2 separate regions of the Homo sapiens genome follow, and region 2 is linked to region 1. The links are chromatin loops, found by intact Hi-C in ENCODE. Cell type or tissue: B cell. All regions are shown on one strand. Links, peaks and the distances in the headings refer to the core of each region. The heading gives the core; the rest is flanking DNA.

Evidence for each region. Hi-C counts contacts between places; a loop is a spot of excess contacts. Peaks named below come from ENCODE experiments on the same cell type or tissue, not always from the same donor. Only the 100,000 strongest peaks of a DNase experiment are listed, where the experiment ranks them.
Region 2: a loop joins it to region 1, with 6 times the contacts of the local background. A loop is called at or near these places in 26 of 110 quality-filtered maps.

The regions. Positions count from the first base shown.
Region 1 is chr4:39,445,686-39,448,500 of GRCh38, forward strand. KLB (klotho beta) reads left to right here. Exons shown (of 5, transcript NM_175737.4): 4 at 647-1,790; 5 at 2,616-2,815. Among named protein-coding and RNA genes, the nearest start is that of RPL9, 12 kb to the right of the region's middle. RefSeq lists an enhancer at 1,444-1,633. In B cell, for the core only: a CTCF peak has its summit at 1,491; a DNase peak (open chromatin) is centred at 1,406; H3K4me3 peaks cover 1,322 bases; H3K27ac peaks cover 2,044 bases.
Region 2 is chr4:39,352,331-39,355,145 of GRCh38, forward strand. All of the region lies in intron 1 of RFC1 (replication factor C subunit 1), which reads right to left. Among named protein-coding and RNA genes, the nearest start is that of RFC1, 13 kb to the right of the region's middle. RefSeq lists an enhancer at 1,765-1,814. In B cell, for the core only: no CTCF peak of the experiment used is centred there; a DNase peak (open chromatin) is centred at 1,281; H3K4me3 peaks cover 1,512 bases; H3K27ac peaks cover 2,500 bases.

The DNA.
Region 1 (2,815 bases), core at 199-2,698:
TTTTTTTTTTTTTTTTAGTAGAGACGGTGTTTCTCCATGTTGGTCAGGCTAGTCTCAAACTCCCAACTTCAGGTGATCTGCCCGCCTCAGCCTCCCAAAGTGCTAGGATTACAGGCATGAGCCACCGCGCCCGGCCTGGATTTTTTAAATACAAGTTAGAAATTTGCATTCAGCAAAAGCAAGGGGTCATTGCCTACCCCACCGCACCAGCCTTTTTAAGGAATTGTGCCTGGGGTCAACCTCCTCTTCTCAGTGAAATCTCTACAACAGGAATTTCAACTTTGTCTTCAATTTATGGCAGGGTTTAGAATCTCTTTTGTAATTGCTTTTAATTGAGTGTACCAAGCCAATTTCCTGATGCATTTGAACAGAATCACTTCAAACCCCACCATATATAACCTAGGGTTTAAAGTTAAATGAACTGGAAAATGGCTTCCCAATGTTTTCTCAAACAACTTGTTTTCCAAGCCAGGACCTGGGTGTGGCTCCTTCTCTGTTTTCTGGTCTCCTTGGGAGATTTCAAGGGCTGGAATAGGCCTGGCGTGGTGGCCTGTAATCCCAGCACTTTGGGAGGCAGAGGTAGGCAGATCACTTGAGCCTCCATCTGCCAGCGCATGCTTGACCTAAATGAGCTTGTTTTTCACAGCCCGAGTCTGTGGCTTCGTCCCCACAGTTCAGCGATCCTCATCTGTACGTGTGGAACGCCACTGGCAACAGACTGTTGCACCGAGTGGAAGGGGTGAGGCTGAAAACACGACCCGCTCAATGCACAGATTTTGTAAACATCAAAAAACAACTTGAGATGTTGGCAAGAATGAAAGTCACCCACTACCGGTTTGCTCTGGATTGGGCCTCGGTCCTTCCCACTGGCAACCTGTCCGCGGTGAACCGACAGGCCCTGAGGTACTACAGGTGCGTGGTCAGTGAGGGGCTGAAGCTTGGCATCTCCGCGATGGTCACCCTGTATTATCCGACCCACGCCCACCTAGGCCTCCCCGAGCCTCTGTTGCATGCCGACGGGTGGCTGAACCCATCGACGGCCGAGGCCTTCCAGGCCTACGCTGGGCTGTGCTTCCAGGAGCTGGGGGACCTGGTGAAGCTCTGGATCACCATCAACGAGCCTAACCGGCTAAGTGACATCTACAACCGCTCTGGCAACGACACCTACGGGGCGGCGCACAACCTGCTGGTGGCCCACGCCCTGGCCTGGCGCCTCTACGACCGGCAGTTCAGGCCCTCACAGCGCGGGGCCGTGTCGCTGTCGCTGCACGCGGACTGGGCGGAACCCGCCAACCCCTATGCTGACTCGCACTGGAGGGCGGCCGAGCGCTTCCTGCAGTTCGAGATCGCCTGGTTCGCCGAGCCGCTCTTCAAGACCGGGGACTACCCCGCGGCCATGAGGGAATACATTGCCTCCAAGCACCGACGGGGGCTTTCCAGCTCGGCCCTGCCGCGCCTCACCGAGGCCGAAAGGAGGCTGCTCAAGGGCACGGTCGACTTCTGCGCGCTCAACCACTTCACCACTAGGTTCGTGATGCACGAGCAGCTGGCCGGCAGCCGCTACGACTCGGACAGGGACATCCAGTTTCTGCAGGACATCACCCGCCTGAGCTCCCCCACGCGCCTGGCTGTGATTCCCTGGGGGGTGCGCAAGCTGCTGCGGTGGGTCCGGAGGAACTACGGCGACATGGACATTTACATCACCGCCAGTGGCATCGACGACCAGGCTCTGGAGGATGACCGGCTCCGGAAGTACTACCTAGGGAAGTACCTTCAGGAGGTGCTGAAAGGTAAGGGCGGGGCCCCTTCAGACACAGGGCAGAGCGAGATTCCTGTTACCTGACAAGAACAAAGAATGGGAGCAGCAGGCTGGTGCCTGACAGCATCCAATTTGTGGCACCCAAGTCCTGTCAATTGAATTTTGTCCTGAAAACTGGCCTATGGGATTTTTGAAAAAATTTTAAAATCATAAAAGTAACACACACCAATTATAGAAAACTGGGCACGTGGAGAAGTTTTTAAAAAATCACCTGAAATCTCACTCCCCAGGATAAACAGTCACTATTTTGGGTTACTTATTTTCACCATGCTTGCTAGGCTTTAAAAAAATGGTTGTGGGTAAACAGGTGTATAAATTTATGGGATGCATGAAATGTTTCGATACAAGCATGCAATGTGAAATAACCACATCATGGTAGCTTAAGCGAGCGACAGTGAGTGAGTGGGTAAAACCAACTGTGATTCCTGGGCTGCACCAAGAGCACATCTGAGGTTCACAATCAGGCCAAATAGGCAACGTTTTTCTGCTTGTGACCCTTTAAACAAAAGTGACAACCTTCATTGCTCTGCTCCTTAAATTTGCTTTTTCCTCCAAGAGTTTTTGGATTATTTATGGATCAAGTTTCACTACAAATTTTTCAGACTTAAATTATACATATTTTCACCTTCTCCTTTACATAGATCATAAAAGAATAAATGTCAAAAAAAACCCTCTAATAAAAATCACTACCTTTATTATGGGCATAATTTTAGCTTGTTTCAATGAAAACTAAATTCTTCCTCAAAGATACTTCATAGTCCATTTGTGATTAATGTTAATTTCTTATCTTTTTCAGCATACCTGATTGATAAAGTCAGAATCAAAGGCTATTATGCATTCAAACTGGCTGAAGAGAAATCTAAACCCAGATTTGGATTCTTCACATCTGATTTTAAAGCTAAATCCTCAATACAATTTTACAACAAAGTGATCAGCAGCAGGGGCTTCCCTTTTGAGAACAGTAGTTCTAGATGCAGTCAGACCCAAGAAAATACA
Region 2 (2,815 bases), core at 73-2,572, 93 kb before region 1:
ATTACAATATGCTCTTTAATTACCCGTGTTAAACCACAGAATTCAAATTAATCACACTGAAACATTTACAATGTAATTTACAATTAAAATCACTCACTTTTCCTAACCTTTGCATAGTCTTCCCCACCTCTCTAAAATTTAGTTTAAGAAACTGTGGTATAGAGGAAAGGGAACAGACCTTAGAATCAGAAGCCTTAATTCAAATCTGTGCTCTAGTGCTTTTTAACTGTGTGATCTTGGGCAAGCTACTTTATCTGTTTTCTCCTCAGTAAAGTGGGACTAATACTGACCCTTTATGTGGATTAATTATGCATCTACCACAATTCTGGCCCAGTAAAAATCTTACCCTCACCTCATTTCTGAACTATCATCCCTTCATATTACTGAAACACTCTGTTTATCATTATCTCTGCTTATAGAGAAGGGTATAAGAAGAAAAAATAATGAGAATGTAGGATCTGAATTCCAAAGAACTGGATTTAAGAACCACCTGTATCATTTTCCCTCTTCCTATCCTTGATGGTTGTAATCACCAGTTTTTATCACTTTTTATCCCTACAACCTACCTCTCTTTATTGCCTGAGAGAAATGCCTATAAAAGTACTTTGTAAAGTGTTAAGAAAAGTTAGCAATTATTTCCTAGATCCTGACAATAATTGTCATACTCTTACAATGTCAAAAATCCCAAATAAGTGTGACACACACACACACACACACAAATAACTGTGGCTAAGCCAATAAACAAAGCAGATAATTGAAGTACATAGCATGTTAAATAATTTTTTTAAGGCCAAGTAAGGTAGCTCATGCCTATAATCCCAGTACTTTAGGAGGCCAATGCAAAAGGATCACTTGAGGCCAGGAGTTCAAGACCAGCCTGGTCAACATGGTGAAATCCCATTTCTACTAAAAATATGAAAATTAGCCAGGCACGGTGGTGCATGCCTATAATCCACCTGCTCTGAAGACTGGAGCACGAGAATCGCTTGAACCTGGGAGGCAGAAGTTGCAGTGTGGCGAGATTGTACCACTGCACTCCAGCCTGGGCGACAGAACGAGACTGTCTCAAAAAAAAAAAAAAAAAAAAAAATTAAAAAAAAAGATTAAAGACTTCTCTGGCTTTATATCCTCTTTTGTAAATCTCCTAGTTACAAATCCATCCTAATTAAGTCTAAGTTTAAAAGATACTGCTTACAGACTGGGTGTCTCAGCTATGAAACTGAGACATCTGTATCAGATGCTAAAGAGGAGAAGAACAATAAAGAAAACCACAGTCTTTCCTATAATTACAGAGAATCAAGTCTGAGGCTGACAACTACTTTATTGCTTCTGGAGCAAATGAGTTTCGTATCAGTTTCACTTTTGAAATTACACAGTGATTCTTCACTCAAACAATCATGACTGTTCTAAGTGAGCTCATAGATGGAAACATTTTAAAAATAAAAAGTAGTGATTGTTTAAACACATACACACAAAGACAGAGTGATAGTGCATGTGTGCCATGGAAATAACCAAACTGTAAATTAATAATCTGGTTAAAGCAAGTGGTGGTTTTCAACCTGTTTTCGGACCAAAAATGCTTAAAACTGAGAAGAGAAAGAAAACAAAATGTAATTCAGGAAACAGAGCCACTGTTAACACTGATCTGTCTGGTTTTTGTCTGTACAAAAATCTGCACTGCCACTCCTTAGCACTGTTACACCATTTCCTCCCTACGTAATTATTTCCACTCACATCCTCCTTTCTTTCCCTTTGCATTACTTTACCCTACTCCCCTAAACTCCCCCACACTCTGATGGCAACGTAAGAGTTAAAGAAATTGCAGCATCGTAACCTAACTCAGTATACACTAAAAATCAAAGCTTTTAGAAAATAATTTTCATCAGAATGGAAGCCATTCTACTCATACTTTTTTAGAACTATCTCCAGTGTGAGCAGCCATCTGAGGTATAAACATCTAAGAGGCAAAGGTCAGCAATTTGTCCTTAATTTATAGCACGTGACTTCACCTGACTGTTCCAATTAACATTTGCTGTCCAGTGTTCTAGACCTTCAAAGACTTCATGAAATGCAGAAAAACAAGTCTAACTCCCAAATAATGAATCTAAACACTTCTCTTGCCTGCACAGAATAATTCTTGTTGAGCATATGAGTGGAGAAAGGAACAAATATTTAAATTTATTTTTCAATCTTGGCAAGTAGAAGTCCCTCAAAGCAGAACATCAAGGCCAGAAACCATCCCTAAAGAAAGGCAGATTTTACTACACAAAAAGTGCCATAAACAAAGTTAAAATGCAAGCAACAGAGCTGGGCACTGTGGTGCACACCTACAGTCCCAGGTACCAGACAGGCTGAGACAAGAGGATTGCTTGAACCCAGGAGTTCAAGTTCAGCCTGGACAACATAGTGAAACTATCTCAAAAAAAAAAAAAAAAAAAAAAAAGCAACTAACTTAAAAACATCTACAACAGGCTGGACACAGTGGCTCACGCCTGTAATCCCGGCACTTTGGAGGCCGAGGCAGTTGGACTGCTTGAGACCAGCAGTTTGAGACCAGCCTGGCCAATACAGCAAAACCCCATCTCCACTAAAAATACAAAAATTGGCCATGTGTGGTGGTGCACACCTGTAATCCTAGCTACTCAGGGGGCTGAGGCACAAGAATCGCTTGAACCTGGGAGGCAGATGTTGCAGTAAGCCAAGAATGCCCCTTTGCACTCCAGTCTGGGCGACAGAGCGACACTCATCTCAAAAAAAAAAAAAAAAATACACACACACACACACACACACACACACACACACACACAACAGGCCA